Regions from separate parts of the Homo sapiens genome. Here region 2 is linked to region 1. Evidence: read pairs that join two places in POLR2A ChIA-PET (ENCODE). Cell type or tissue: Caco-2. All regions are shown on one strand. Each heading gives the region's core, and the rest is flanking DNA. Links, peaks and the distances in the headings are about the cores only.

Region 1 (8,336 bases), core at 243-8,242:
TGTCGCCCAGGCTGGAGTGCAGTAGCACAATCATAGCTCACTGCAGCCTTGACCACCTGGGCTCAAGCGATCTTCCCATCTCAGCTTCCTAAGGCCTGGGACTACAGATGTGCACCACCACGCCCAGCTAATTTTTAAAATTTTTGTTGTGTAGAGATGAGGTTTCCCCACGTTGCTCAGGCTCGTCACTAACTCCTGGGCTCAAGTGATCCTCTTGCCTTTCAGTTTCCCAAAGTGTTGGGATTACAGGCGTAAGCCACCACACCCAGCCAAAGTTCTTAAAGCTAGATGTTCTGAGGGAATTTTATCTTTTCTTTTTACAAAATCATGGTCCATACATGGTAAGAAAAGAATATAACTGAGTCAAAACATAAACCAACTATACACCTGTGTGTACATACAGTGAAGTATCTTTAAATAAACCCAGAGGATATAAAGGCATTTTTAGATTCTTACTGAACCATTCAGATTGAAAGCAAATGATATAAGGCCAAACTCTCCAATACCATTTTTTTCTCCTATACTCTGACTATTCATTATAAAAGGATTTCTCTGTATATATGTATCTGTACAAACATACGTGGTTACATTGTTAAAATTTTCCCACAGCTACTATTGCACTCTTGATTTTCTCTATTCTCTAAAGTTTCTTTTTTGTACAACTGAGCTAAATGGCTTTCAGTCTTTTCTGTAGAAGAAAAAAACAGAAAACCACCATTTATTAAAATCAGGCTTTTCTAAAAAAAGTTGTTAATTATAGAAAAGTATCTTAAATTATCTATCTCTTCATAGTTGTTGAAATATTTCCACTTATAATTTTATAAATCCAAATATTTGAAAAACTTTGATTTCCAGAAATATACAAGTATCAGGTATAGATTGATTCTGATAAGAAATGAATACCCATTAAGGACCACTTAAAATGAATTGGAAGCTGAATAAAGTAATGATACTAGACATCAAAGCTCAACTGCTGCCAGAGGTATGGTTTTCCAAAACAGGTAAATATGTGACTTGGGCTAAGGGATGAGGTAGTAATGAAAATTATAACTTAAAAAAATCGGTTATCTGCATGTAAGCATTAAAATTCAACCTACTGATTACTTAGATATCTAAGCCCAGAACATACATTTTATTTTCCTAAAGAGAAAAGGTAGTTTGCTTAAGTCTTCCTTCAAAAATAAATCCCCACCCTTGAGGCCTGATCACTCATGAGATCTGATCAAATTCCTCATCTCCCACTATCAATATGTCATCTCTCTGGCTTGTCTTCAGCAACTCCTGTTGAGTAGGTCTGGCAAGAATCCCCCAGCCATGACGTTTCTTCTTAGTAATTTTCCATCACTGACCCCCACCCTGCTCCTTCGCTACACATCTCCATTGGTCCTTGTGTATTCTGAGTTGAGCCCAATCTCTGCCCTCTAACACAAATCCTCATCTCAGTGGTCCCCTGAATAGTCTGCCTTACTGTCTTTAAGAAGTATCAGGAATATTTTTTTTTCTCCAGCACACTAAGTATAAAAGTACAACAAGAACTATACACACAGACAAACACTAAAAAGGCAGAGAGAAGGCAGACCAGTCAGGAGTGCTGTGACCTGCAGCTCCCTGGATCTTTCTGCCTTATATATCCAGAGGTAGAGCTGAAGAAGCCAACAACCAGGAAATGCCAACAGGCACAGACCAAAAAAGCTTCAACAGGAGCCCACTCTCTCTAGCCAAAGAAGCCTCCAAAGGAAAGGGACAGCCTAGCAACATAGAAACCTGTGGGACAACAATCACTCTATTCCAAAGACCATGTGGTCCCACTGTCACTCATGTCAGTAAAGACCAAGCGGCGGGCCCCATGCTCACCAGGTTGTGAGGAGGTGCTTCAGCCTCTCCTTGCTCCACTGGAAGGTGTCAGGGAAAGCCGAGGGAGGCAGGGCTATAATCTCCAACCATCAGCAATGAAGTCTCCCCTCCACAGTGTCACTAGAGACTAGGTGAGGATTCTAGAATTCCACCTCCATGGAGCAGTAACAGCCGTGTCTCCTGGTGGAGTCGGACCTTCACTACCGCACAGCAGTAACCAGGCCCCCCTTCCTTCACCCCCACTGTGTTAGTGGAGGCCTTCCTACCCTAACCAGGCAGGGATACACCAGTGAAGCCTAGTGGGGACATGAATACCCATCTCCACCTAGGAGTAACAAGAAGCCTCCACCCCTTGAGTGTCAGCAGGGTCCAAGTGGGAGAAACTGGACTTCTACCTCCACTGGGCAATACTGAGGCAGCACCCCATTCTTCCCCTGCTGGAGTGGTGTCAAAGAAAACCAGCTAAAACAGAAGTCTAAGTAAGACCCAGAGTCATATCGCATAACATCCAACATGTCCAGGTTTCAACTGAGAATCACTCAACATCCCAAGAACCAGGAAGACCTCAAACTGAATGAATAAAAGACAATTATGATTAAAGGCACAGCAGCGAACTGAAACATTCATCTTGCCAATAGGATTAGGTAATTAGGCAGCAACTGATCAGCTACCATAGCTGGACTACTGCTGGGCACCAGAAGTCAGAAACAGCTCTTAGAAGACATGCCAACATAGCTGCTCCCTCCCTCATCAAACTTGTCAGTAAGGCTTCATTAATTTCCTCTCCATTCCTGGAGTGGGATGGTTGAATCAGAGTGCGACTGTGTGTGTCTGGAAGTGACCTCAACTTAATCAGACCTCAACTCAATCAACTAGGAAACTTCTAGGGCAGGGCAACCTATTCCAGTCCCAGTTCTTGTAGTAATTTGACCATAGTGAATCCACAACTGGGTTCATTTAATACTCCAAAATTCATGGTTTGACCACAGTTTTATTTTGGTGGTGACTAAACTAACCCCACCTCCGGGAGATGAACTGACAGTACCTTTGGGCATCCTAAGCATGCTCTGGTAAGTACTTTTGACTTTCCTTCCAGTTTTTAGGTTCAGAAAAATTCATTCTTTGTCCCATGTTTCACCTTCCCATTTAGATTAATAGTAGTAAATGTTAATTTTATTAACTCAGTAATGTATCAATTTAGTAATTTTTACTTTTATCAATTTGAAAAATTAAACTTTATTATTTTTTAAATGTATTGATTTATTAATCAATATTAATAGACAGTTGGTATTTACTGTATCCTTGATTTTTTTAAAATTTTAATTTATGTCACTGTGGGTTACACTGTCCTAGAAATATATGGAGCCATACTGGCTAGTGATCAGTTCTAAATATATCAAGAGACAGGTTTATCGCTAAACAGGCTGACTTATCCCTGTTTAGATGTTTGTTATAAGCTAATCACTAATCATAACATACCAGTGTTTACTACTATAATTAGAAGGAAATAATCTACCAAAGAAAATAAAAATTTTAATAAAATGTCTACTGGTATTTTGAAGTATAATTTACCACCCAAATATACAAAGGTCACTTCCAGACACACACAGCCCCGCTATGATTCAACCATCCCACCCCATGAGTGGAGAGGAAATTAATGAAGCCTTAACGACAAGTTTGATTAGTTCATGAAATAAGTGTGTAACTTAAAATGGAGAGATTAACCTACTCAAGGGTTTTTTTGTTGTTGTTTCTTTAAAGGCACTACATATTTTTGCTTAGAGACTGAATGCAAAACAGATTTTTTAATGTAAGGTGCTTTTAAGGAAAATAGGCAAAATACCCGGGAATTAATAGGATTTGGACAGAATTCTTTTCTTGAGGGAGTGCTTTTCAAGACTACATTTATGTTAACTCTTTGGAGTATTCATGTAGCATTATCCTCATTTCCAGGAACAGAGCTTTATTAATTTATATATCAAATCAGCAAAATGGCTATGGGGTATATAAGATCACAATCACCTGTGATATATTGTGCCATAAATGCTTAAAGCATTTTCAACACATGTAAGACATGAAAAAAAGGTCTTAAAAACCCTAGAACTGCATAAAAACTCCTAGCAATGCATATCCAGTAGAGCCAATTCTGAAATCCATTACCAACAGGCTTACAGAGGGCATATGCTCATTGAACTATAATCTGTAAGGATGAAAAGAATGGCCTGTGTTAATATTTTAGTATGTGTCAGAAAACAGTAAAAAGTAAGTATAACTTGCCTATATTCTCTCTTAAGCAAGCTATTCCATTTTCATGGGTTTAAGTAGTATTTCTGTTCTGATGACTCCAAAATTATCATTTCTAGCTCTCATCTTTACCTGGAGCATCTCCAGCCAACGGCTTTCTTGATGTATCTATTTGGGTATAAATAACCTCGAATTCAACTCTACTAAAAATAAGCATGTTATATTCTCTTCCATATATGGCCTTTCTTCTTGATTACTCATTTTAATTAGGGAGACCACTTCCACTTACTTGGCCAGACCAGACATCTGACTGGCCAGTGGTCTGTGGGTAGTGACCGTGGGACCCAAGCATAGAAGAAACAGCACGGGAACCACCAATTACTTGTTCCTTTGCCACAGTGACCAAGAAGGCCTCATACTGAAAGAGCTAAAGGAGGAAATTTTTAGTAGAATTGGATTACTGAATTGCTGCATGGAGGGCAGCTTCCTCATAGAGCCGGCAAGATCTGCGGTGGACTTTGTGTAACCAAGAAATAAGCGTTTACTGTGTTAAGGCACTAAGATTAGGTGGTGTTTGATACACAGAATGGCCTAGTGAATACATTACTCCATCTCAACTACCCTATATTCTTGTCCTCATCATTTCATATTTGGGCAACTGGAATAGATTCTTAAACAGTCTCCCTGTTTTTAATCTTACCATCTTCTTACTCCAGGCTCCCCTTAACTTCCTCCATTAGCTGCCAGAGTGATTGATTTATCTATAAAAGAAAACTCTGAAAACATCGGTGAGACTAAAAGCCTCTCCATGGCTTGGCATCCCCTACAGGAGCAAGTCCAAGCTACTCTCAGCATTGTCAATCCAGGGCTCTCCGTGACCTGTCTCCTCCTGGCTCTGGAGTCTCACGTCACTGCCCAGGAGTAGTGCAGACTTGGTAATAAGAAGCCTTCTATGGCTCCCTGATCTCAGGATGCTTCATGCTTCAGCAACCCTGGCCACAATGATCCCTCTGCCTAAGAGCTCCTTTTCTAGCTCATTCATGAGGCTAATTTTTTTTTTTTTTTTTTTTTTTGAGACAGAGTCTCTGTCACCCAGGCTGGAGTGCGGTGGCGCAATCTCAGTTCACTGCAAGCTCCGCCTCCCGGGTTCACACCATTCTCCTGCCTCAGCCTCTCCGAGTAGCTGGGACTACAGGTGCCCACCACCACGCCTGGCTAATTTTTTGTATTTTTAACAGAGACAGGGTTTCACCGTGGTCTCGATCTTCTGACCTCCTGATCCGCCCGCCTCGGCCTCCCAAAGTGCTGGGATTACAAGCGTGAGCCACCACGCCCGGCCGAGGCTAACTCTTATTAGTCTCTTAGTATTCTCCTTTCTCCAAAAATATTATTTGACCTCTTCTGCCCCGAGGCTGTCTTAAGAATGTCTTCTTTGCATATATCAACAAATGCTAGTGATTAAGCAGAGATAATGTATTCACCTTTCTCCTTCAAATAAAGGGGAACCCTAATACCTTCAGGGGCAACAAGCTTGTCATACATGAAGGACTCGAGAAGCTGTGTTACCTACTCCATGTGTTAGTTTCCTGGAGCTGCCGTAAGAAATGATCACAAACAACATAAACACAACATAAATTTACTCTCTCACAGTTCTAGCGGCCCCAAGTCCAAAAGTATGGTGTTGGCAGGGCCATGTTCCCTGTGGAGATGCTAAGGGAGCATCCTTCCTTGCCTCTTTTGGCTTCAGTGACTGTGGACATTTCTTGGTTCATAGCCACCCAGTCTAATCTCTGCCTCTGCCTTTATATCACCTTATCTTCTGTATCTGTCTTCTCTCTGTCTCTCACAAGGACTTGTCATTAGGGTTAGGGCCCCACCTGGATAATCAAGAATGATCTCTTCTTGAAATCCTTAATTTAATCCCATCTGCAAAGACCCTTTATCCAAATATGGTTTCATTTACAGGTTATAGAAACTGGACGTGGACATAATGTTTTTTGGGGGCTATAAGTTTGGGGAGGGCATATGTTTTGGGGGGCATTCCATCTACTACAGCCTGCCTTCTAGTCCCACCAAATTCTTATCTGTCCCATACACAACATAGGTTCACCCCATTCCAGTATCCCCAAAAATCTTAACCCACTATGGCACAACTCTAAATCCAAAATTCCATCTAAACAGCATCACTTGAAAGTCCCAAATCTCCTCATCTAATTAATCTGAGTTGGGTATGAGGGAGACTAAGTATGATCCATCTTCTCCATCTGTCAATATGCGAAACAGAAAACAAGTTATCAGGTTCCAAAATACAACGGTGGGACCAGTATATGATAGACATTCTCATTCCAAAAGGGAAAAACTGGAAGAAAAAAAGGGCTCATCAGCCCCAAGCAAGTCTGAAATCCAGCAGAGAAAATTCCATTAGGTTTCAAGGTCTGAGAACAATCCTCTGACTCAAGGCTGTGCCCTCTGCCTGTGGTGGCTCCCCTGGCTTCTGCCTCTGGGTCCCTGGTTGCTCTGTTGACAGAAAATCTTTAAGTTTTGATTTTTTAAGATACAATTAATCAATACTGTCAGAATTCAGTAGAGCAGTTACTCCTGCAGGAATAGGCAGGGGATGGTACCTGAAAACGGAGTGTGAGAACTGGTTGCTGGGGTGTCGGCAATCATCTGCTTCCTGGATGTAGATGCTGGTTACATAAGTGTGTAAAATTTCACTGACATGTATACTTAGACATGTGTACTTTTTAATGTTTTTTTTTTTTTTGAGACGAAGTCTTGCTCTGTTGCCCAGGCTGGATGGAGTGCAGTGGTGCAATCTTGGCTCACTGCAACCTCTGCCTCCTGGATCCAAGCGATCCTCCCACCTCAGCCTCTGGAGTAGCTGGGATTACAGGTGTGCACCACCATGGCTGGCTAATTTTTGTATTTTTAGTAGAGACGGGGTTTCACCATGTTGGCCAGGCTGGTCTCAAACTCTTGACCTCAAGTGATCTGCCTGCCTTGGCGTCCCAAAGTGCTGGGATTACAGGTATAAGCCACCATGCCTGGCTGCATGCATTTCAATTAAAATTTTTTTTGTGACCGGGCACAGTGGTTTGCGCCTGTAATCCCAACACTTTGGGAGGCTGAGGTGGGCAGATCACAATGTCAGGAGTTCGAGACCAGCCTGGCCAATATGGTGAAACCCTGTCTCTACTAAAAATACAAAAATAGCTGGGCATGGTGGCAGGCACCTATAGTCCCAGCTACTCGGGAGGCTGAGGCAGGAGAATCGCTTGAACCCAGGAAGCGGAGGTTGCAGTGAGCTAAGCTCGTGCCACTGCACTCCAGCTTGGTCGAAAGAGCAAGACTCTGTCTCAAAAAAAAAAAAAAAAAAAAAAAAAAGGGCTGCATTGCAAGAAGCTTTAAGCAACAGAGGAAATGATCTCTGACAAGGAGAGTAATTTCTGTCAATCATGGCTCATGTTTTTTCTTTTCCTATAGTTATATCATTATGGTAATAAAAAGGAGGATATTTCAGTTATGGCTCCTTACTAGACGACACAAAAGTAAGAGACCCACTTAGTCTCATCTGAGATTGTTAAAATATGTATTAAGAGAAATAGTTACTTCAGTGCACAGCCATAAGAAGAGCTGCAAGTCAGGTGCTGGTAATTTCATCTACCATTCAGGAGGACAATGCGGGCTTAGGGAACATTGCTGTGACTGTTGTCTTGATGTCTAAATACAAAGAGAGCTCTAGATAGCAATTAGCTCAACTAGAACCAGCCTTAAAAACAGGTTTCCTTCTGTTCTTCCTGGCTATTGTTTCTCAATAATAAGATAGATAGGGGCCGGGCGCGGTGGCTCACGCCTGGAATCCCAGCACTTTGGGAGGCTGAGGCGGGCGTTATCACGAGGTCAGGAGATCGAGACCATCCTGGCTAACACGGTGAAACCCCCGTCTCTACTAAAAATACAAGAAAATTAGCAGGGCGTGGTGGCGGGCGCCTGTAGTCCCAGCTACTCGGGAGGCTGAGGCAGGAGAATGGCGTGAACCCGGGAGGCGGAGCTTGCAGTGAGCCGTGATCACACCACTGCACTCCAGCCTGGGCGACAGAGCGAGACTCCGTCTCAAAAAAAGAAAAAAAAAAGATAGGAAGGTAATTGCGAGGAAACTTGTTAGGAAAAGAAAACTTGATTTATAAGAATCTTTCATTTAGCAGAAATTGAAATTAAGAAATGTTAAACACTGT
Region 2 (8,336 bases), core at 149-8,148, 77 kb before region 1:
TTTGCAGATGCAGGCTTGAGAAAGTGTGGAGTATTCTAAACAAAGAAGCAGATTTCCCAGTGAGGCAGATTTTTAATCTGGTTGTCTAAGCTGATTTGGTAATATCTCACATTATTTCTTACAAATCTATTAACTGAAGTGAACAGAGACGTTCAAATTAAGGGCTCGTCGTTATAAAAATGGAGAAAAATTTCCCTCCTTACCAAAGGGACCCATCAGAGCAGCAGCAGGGCTCTGGGAATCGCAGACACAGCCAGGTTAGCTAGTCCGCCTAGCGTATTTGGTTTGGCTCTCAGAAATGAAAAGTGTCAAAAGGGAGAAGATGAAGAAAAAAAAAAAACAAAAAAAACCCCAAACCCAAACAACTAATAAGAAACCTAATGCTGAAACTGTCAGGGTGGTAAGAACAAGGCTTTGTTGCAGTTAAGATTTAAGTGCTAAACCAGCACAAAGCCTGATCCACGTCCAGGCAATCTCTCAGGCCAGGCAGGAAGAGAGAAGGAAGTTTCCCCCCAGCCACAGTGGCACGTGCTCAATGCACCCTCTACGTCCAGGGTTGCACTCTGCTATTTCCAGTGCGTGGTATCTGATTCTAGGGCCACTGTGACAGGGAGAAACTGGAATGGCTCCCACAGAGAGCTATGGATCTTGCTGGATTTTTTTTTTTTTTAGTATAAATCTGATACATTCTCTGGGTGGTATCTCCTGACTCCCTTGTGAGATGACGAAATGACCCTTTGATGTGATACAAACTCCTGGCCCCGTAACTCACAAGGGCCATGGAAGGGGTTCCACGACTGCCAGAGCTCTAGGGTCCCGTGGGCTGCTCTGAGTGACCCCGGGGCATACCTGCCCAGTTCATGGCACACCACAGGGACATGGCAAGTTGTGTCTGACTTGGCTGGCATTGAGGAGGATGGGGGTGGGGTGGGGTGGGGCCTGGAGTTGCATGTTACTAGTTTTGGATTGCTAAAGGGAAAACAGTACTTTATGTGATTTGAAAGCTCTTGGGGAAGGTTGGGGTTGAAAGAAAAATATTCCCACAGCCCCCTAAAGCTCAGAGAATTTTGTTGTGTGTTTACTTAGGTGAAGAAGGGTGAGAATGAGGGACTCCCGGGACGTTTCCAGTCCAGTCTGGCTCAACGAATGCTTAAGGCTCTCCATACTTGTGAGTGCAGTTCCCCCAGAAAGTGTGGGTGAAGCCACGGAGCTCCAGGACCCACATGGCTTCACACAGTTTATTCCCACACGGAGGGGAGGCGAAGCCCACACCACAGCAAGCACTCTGGAAGGACCGCCAGGTCCTTCTTCTTTGCCTCTCTTTCTGAGAAAACAGCTGGAGAGGGCGGTGGGCCCACCCCTCCGAAGGAGCCAAGGGAGAGAGTGAGCTCCACACAGACCAAAGGCATGGAATCACCCACTGAACACAGCCCGTGGAGGCTGCTCCCAATCAACAGCTGCCCCAGCTACTCCCATGTTGCAGCACTTTCCAACGATCCCAATGCCCGTATGACAGCTGCTGGCAGCCTGCAGGGTGCCACACCAGACAGTGCTCAAGAGCTGGGCTCAAGGCTCCCACCAGCAGGACAGGGAGAAGAGAGCTGCGTGGAGTCACAGCCCTGCAGGAGACTCTTAATAAGATATTGTTAGTTATCTACTCTTCCTTTTTCTCCCTGCAAGAAATCCATAGTGCTTGGTTAGTGCACAACACCTAGCACAGACATGTATCTATCTGCTGTTATGCATTCCTGAAACACTCTGCTTGCACTAGAAGGCAAATGTCCCTGTGGCATCCTGCAGAGGAGTTAACATTCGTGAAGGAGAACAGTTACAGACAGAGATGCCTCTGACAGGCTAAGAGGACTTTCTTCCCAAGGTTGCACAGGGAAGTAGTGGGAAAAGGTCTGAAATGGAAGAAATGTCTAGTTCTAACTCTGCCACTTAGCTTTACCATCTTGAGCCTCTCTGTCCTCAGCTTCATTATGTGTATAAAGGGGAGATTAGATGATTTCTAAATTCTTTCCAGATTTAATAATCTGTGGCTAAATACAGCTCATCCCTGGTTTGCCTTATAAAATAACAGTAGAACAGTGATCCCTGAGAGCCTGCAGGCTCTTTCTTTCCTTTCTTTTCTCCTTTCTTTCTTCCTCCTTTCCTTTCCTCTCTCTCTCTTTTTCTGTCTTTCTTTTTTGATGGGGTCTTGCTCTGTTGCCCAGGCTGGAGTGCAGTGGCATGATCTCAGCTCACTGCAACCTCCACCTCCCGGGTTCTAGCGATTCTCCTGCCTCAGCCTTCCAAGTAGCTGGGACTACAGGTGTGCAACACAATGCTGGGCTAATTTTTGTATTTTTAGTAGAGATGGGTTTCACCATGTTGGCCAGGCTGACCTTGAACTCCTGACCTCAAGTGATCCACCCACCTTGGCCTCCCAAAGTGCTGGGATTACAGGCGTGAGTCGCTGCACCTGGCCCCTGCAGGCTATTTCTAGTTGGAGTTTTTTGCTTTCGTGAAGCCTTCCCCCTGCAGCTTTTCTGTCGTATCATACAGTGCTAAGAAAACTCATTACTCCATCTTTTCCATGAGTCTTTACCTTCTTGCTAGTTGTATTCTGACATCTATCTGTGGCTTACTTACTTTTAGAAGTAAGTATTTTTTGGTTCAAATTTAGGCTCAATCCTTGTAAAAGGTTGATGTGATTTCTCACATACTGTAGATCGGGAGTCTCCAACTCCCAGTACTGGGTCCGTGTACTGGTCCAGGCCCTGTTAGGAACTGGGCCACACAGCAGGAGGTGAAGGGCTAGCCAGGAAGCAAAGCTTCATCTATATTTACAGCCGCTCTCCATTGCGTGCATTACTGCCTGAGTTCCGTCTCTTGTCAGATCAGCTGAGGCATTAGATTCTCATATGAGCGCAAACCCTATTGTGAACCACGCACGCGAGGGATCTAGGCCGCGTGCTCCTTATGAGAATCTAATGCCTGATAATCTATCACTGTCTCCCATCACTCCCAAATGGGACAGTCTAGTTGCAGGAAAACAAGCTCTGGGCTCCCATGGATTCTACATTATGGTGAATTGTATAATTATTTCATTATATATTACAATGGAATAATAACAGAAATAAAGTGCACAATAAATGTAATGTGCTTCAATTATCCTGAAACCATCCCTTCCCTGCCACTCCCCTGTCTGTGGAAAAACTGCCTTCTGTGAAACCAGTCCCCGGTGCCGAAAACGTTGGGGACCGCTGCTCTAGATGTATCAGGTAGCCTAAAGTTGGAGAATCCTAAGAATAAAGATGCTCAATCATCAGGCCTGGGATACAATGAAGAGGTTAAGCTGGTTTTTAATCTGGCCATTGGGTCCCTCCCTTTTTTGAACCCTCCTTTTCCCAGTCTCTTCCTGTTTGTATCATCCTAGATACACTGGGCACGCTAAGGAGAAACTGACAACACACTGCCCTTCCTAGAAAACTTGCACTTAGAAAGGCAGTGCCTCAGAGAGATGCCTCATTCAAAGGAACAAACCGAACCACTGAAATTTCAGGCACGCAGGTCGGAGCCTTATCCAATATCCCATCACACTTTTCTGTTAAGTTGGCAATAAGATGTTAGTGTCCGAAGTTTGCTTTAGAGCTTACATTAGAAAAGAGTAAGATGTTTCCAGTCTGATAACATTAAAAACTACTATTTATCTTTAACAAGAACACCATGAGAAATCCCATCAATCACAACCTGATCTTTAGGGCTATTAAGCATCATTGCACTTTACAGCAAGATCTGTTATCTTTAGTGTTAAAATTAAAGACTCTCTTTCACTCGTTCAGACTATGCTAGGTAGGGGCACTTCCTTTTGTGCCTAGGTGGTCTTTTGTATAAAAAGAGGTAAACAAAGCAGGAAGATAGCATTTATACAGTGTAGAAGAATACCATAATCTTATCTCCGGAAAATTCCTGATTTCATTCAGTCGCTAAACAAGCACCTACTTCATATTTTATGGCTTTATGTCTCTTACACAACTCTTTTAGAAAGGGCCAGAGACTCAGTGCTTTTCTTACAGCATTCTTTATTGAAGTAACCAGCAGACCCTGAATGGCCCCTAAGGGAGTATTCAGTAATTACTGGACATAACAGATTCGCCAGGACCTCCTACCTTTTAACAGGCAGAGCCCCACAGTTTATTTGGAATGCAGTTTCCAGAGCTTGTTTGACAGTCAGTTATTTTGAAACCCTTAACAATTACCCAAGCAGTAGTTAGGTTCGGAAGTTGTTGCCATGAGCCTATTTTACCCATAATGTCTGTGGTGGGCTGAGCTGTGTCCCCACCAAATTCATAGGTGGAAGCCTAAATCACCAGAACCTCAGAATGATGTGACTGCATTTGGAGACAGGGCCTTTAAAGAGGCGATTAAGTTAAAATGAGGCAGGCAGGGTGGTTCCAAATCCAGTATGACTGGTATCTTTGTAACAGGAGGAAATCTGGACATACAGAAAGACACTGGGGAGCACAGGGAGAGAGGATAGACCACGTGAGGACACAGCGAGCAGGCAGCCATGTATACACCAAGGAGAGGGGGCCTCAGGAGAAACCAACCCTGCCGACCCCTTGATCTCGGACTTCCAGCCTCCAGAACTGTGAGGAAATCAATTTACGTTGCTTAAGCCACGCGGTCTGTGGTATTTTGTTACGGTGTCCCGAGCAAGGTAATACAGTGTTGGTGTGCAGTGCCACAGGACCTAACCACCATTTCATATCAGTTTATACACTGGAAGGCGCCTTCTGAGATCCAACTCCAGACATCAGGATATGTCTTCACTTGTCTCAGTGGCAACAGAATTAGCCTGGTCCCATCTTTCCTACTTGGCACCAGAAGGGGGTCTGGGAGAAAACCCGCGACTGTGGCAGTGGCCCCAGCATCAGCACATTCTCACAGGGCATGCAGGAGATTCTCTAGAAGGCTCAGGGAGTAACAGCAGCAACAGCAAGGAGGCCTCACTAGTGCTGCCGTGGAGGGCTGGGACTTTTGGGACCAGGTGGTACTGCGGGGAGAGAGGCTGTGGCCACACTGCCCCCACCTCTCTAGGGGAAGCGGGGCTTTCAGGCATGGGCACAGGGGAGTCAAGTGGAGAATGGCAGCAATGTCTGTCTGCAAACTGGAGATGGTTCATATTTCAGGGTTCCTGTCTGATTTTACACCTGGGCAGTTATGCCCCACTGGAAGAAGGGTGTGTGGTCTCACACCTTTTTGTTTAAATTTACGTTGGTTGTCTAGAGATTACTGTTGTACAGAGCTACTGTTCCTACAGGAGCTTCACATCCTTCAGGTGTGCTGAGTGCCTCTGGCATGCAGCATTGTAGACACTCTGTAAGAAATTTACGTTACTTGTATTTCTAGGCCGTCTCAGTAAGATTGGTACCACCAAACCTTTTGTAAACAATTTAAAAGTTTGGAAGAAAACTGTGGGCAATTTATTTCAGATGCTCTGACCGGACCGGAAGACTGTCATTTCCACAGTTTCTAGTCCCACTGGCTTTAGGTTTGCAGCATTGGTGCAGGTCACATTCATGTCTCTTTGGCATTCACAAGGACTCATTTTCTTCTCAGCTTAGTTGGGGGAGCATCATCTCTGGAAGATGACACTGGCGATGACAGACCCGCGTTCAATGACCTGGATTACAGTAATTGTCAAGACTCATTAAAATTCCAGGATGGTAAATAATTCTTCCTGCAGGAGCTCAGGGACTCAGGAGGGTGAACTTTCTTCTCCCATGGGAATACGTTCAACACAAAGGAAAAAAGCAATTAGGGCAGCTAAAATACACTAAGATCTCCATAAATGCTGAGCTTTTTATAAAATATTTTTATAAAATATTTCATATAATATTCCATATTCATATTTTAGGACTCTTTTTTAAAGAGTCCAGTGTGAGGCCAAGCTAATAAAAACTAGATTAAAAAAGGCTTTTGTGGCCATGCACCGTGGCTCACGCCTGTAATCCCAGCACTTTGGGAGGCTGAGGTGGGCAGATCGTGAGGTCAAGAGATCGAGACCACCCTGGCTAACACGGTGAAACCCTGTCTCTTACTAAAAATACAAAAATTAGCTGGGCGTCATGGTGCACACCTGTAGTCCCAGCTACTCGGGAGGGTGAGGGCAGGAGAATTGCTTGAACTCGGGAGGGGGAGGTTGCAGTGAGCTGAGATCGCTCCACTGAACTCCAGCCTGGGCAACGGAGCGAAACTCTGTCTCAAAAAAAAAAAAAAAAAAAAAAAAAAGGCTTTTGCATTCTTTGCTGCAAAGCTGAAGGTACATGAGAACTGAATTCACAACAGGATGTTTTTATGTTCAGTTTTATTTAGACCTGGTGAGTTTGGGGTAGGTACCAGTAATAAGGATCAAGAGCTGCCGTAGTTTAGAGGTGAGGGGAAGACCTGATAGGCGAGCCACGAACACCAGAACTCCCCTTCTCTGAGATAAGCTATGGAAGGAAATGACTGGAACAATCTTTTGTATCATAATGTTTTGGTCTACAGAGGTCTCCTAATATTTTCTCTTTCCTTCTCTTTCTGCACAAACAAGATTATTCTACATTTAGCACAAGGTCCCACATATACACCAAAACTCCATGAGGAGTTCTCACATCCATCGGGAGTGAATTGCAAATAATACTTAATATCTGTGTCATTGCAACTGCGTAAAAGAGTTCCTTATCTCCCTTACACTCACACTCCCATTTCCTCTTTCTTTTCCCAACTTCATTTGAGGGGATTTTATCAGAAGCAGGGCAGCCATTCTGCATTGTAAGGTCCAACTTAGTACCCTGTCTTCCCCCGGACCTTTGGTATGTCTGCCCAACCTTCCCCATATTCCCTGCCTCTTTTTTTTTTAAAGCAAGCTTTTCCTTGCCAGAGATTTCAACATCCAATTGGCAAGATACCCTTGTCTTCGCATTAAAAAGTTAATGGCAGCTGTCACAGAAGAAGAAAGTGCCAGACTGTGTGTGAGAGCAGAGAGGAGAAAACTACTCAATAGTGTTTCTCATCAGTTTGTCAAGACACACACACACACACACACACACACACACACACAGTCTTAGCACCCCAACCCCTCTCTTCCCGTTCTCCAGCGCAGTCCTGATACGGACACACATTTATCTTCACAGTTCTGCAATTCTTTTTGCTGGATTGCTGGACTTGCCTCCCACAGTCTCTCACACTATGCTGCCCTTAGGTTTTTTGGACAAGAGTTCAGCATCTGAGTTGAGGAAACAAGTTCAAACATCACAAAAAGAAGAAAACCAGATCAGAAACATTCAGGCTGGGAACCAGAAGAAAGTTTGCTGCCCCACAAAGAACCATTCTTCTTTCTTTCTTTGTTCTTTTCTCTCCCTGCTGCCCCTCAGGCCCTGTCCCCCAACAGCTACATCCATTTGGCTACTTGAGCGATACACCCATCTGTGCAGGCGCGTTCAGGAGGGAAAAATGAACTGTCATGTCTGTGACTGATGATTGATGCGGTCCCGGAGTGAGGGAGATGACTCCTAGGTTCTGTGCCTAACACTGCCCCAGCATTAACACCCCCTAATCCACCACCTTGGAAAAAGAGGGGTGCAAGTTAAAGAGTAAGTGAGCAAAACCGAGAAAACAAATGGAGAAAGGAATCCAAGGAGAGGATAAGTCTGAGCCAAGTTTTGGAACAATACTTCCTGAAAATTAAAAATGGGACTAAGTGCTGGGAAAGGGACCTGGAATCCAAAGCTCAGTGAGCCACAGAGGGGCTGGCTGATGAAAGTTGATTCCACTGTGGTTCAGCCTCTGATGGGAGGCTGGCATTTACGGTGGAAAAAAAAAAGAAATTTGTACTCTAGAGAAAAATTATATTTTTAGCTTTTTAGCAGAATCTGCCTATCAGTTGTACTACTTCAAACAGTTCAAAAGGAGACTGGAGGCGGAGTATTTTTTTTAAACGTTGCCATATAACAAAATGTACAGATCTTTAGGTGTACAACTGAATGAATTTTGATGAATTTATCTACCCACATGGCCATCTCCCCAGTCAAAATATAGGACATTTTCATTACCCCAGAAGGTTCTGTTTTATCCTCTTTCAGTCAATTCCTATAAGTAATCACTGTTCTAATTTTTACCACCATAATTTATTCTGTTCCTGAATGTCATATAAATGGAATAATACATTTAGTACATAATTTTTTGTGTGTGTCTGGCTTCTTTTGCTTAACACAGTGTTTCTGAAGATTCAGTTGTTTGTATTAGTAGTTCATTCTTTTCTATTGCTGAGTAGTATTCCATTAATGATATATGATCATTTAAAA

What was found. Peaks named below come from ENCODE experiments on the same cell type or tissue, not always from the same donor. Only the 100,000 strongest peaks of a DNase experiment are listed, where the experiment ranks them.
Region 2: POLR2A ChIA-PET joins it to region 1 with 16 read pairs; 4 of 35 experiments call an interaction of 5 or more read pairs at or near these places.

Annotation. Positions count from the first base shown.
Region 1 is chr12:1,385,181-1,393,516 of GRCh38, reverse strand. All of the region lies in intron 16 of ERC1 (ELKS/RAB6-interacting/CAST family member 1), which reads right to left. Among named protein-coding and RNA genes, the nearest start is that of LINC00942, 110 kb to the left of the region's middle. In Caco-2, for the core only: no CTCF peak of the experiment used is centred there; no DNase peak of the experiment used is centred there.
Region 2 is chr12:1,462,455-1,470,790 of GRCh38, reverse strand. All of the region lies in intron 18 of ERC1 (ELKS/RAB6-interacting/CAST family member 1), which reads right to left. It overlaps LOC124902856 (a long non-coding RNA gene), which reads right to left. Exons shown (of 2, transcript XR_007063156.1): 2 at 4,051-8,336. Among named protein-coding and RNA genes, the nearest start is that of LINC00942, 34 kb to the left of the region's middle. In Caco-2, for the core only: no CTCF peak of the experiment used is centred there; DNase peaks (open chromatin) are centred at 1,516 and 4,140.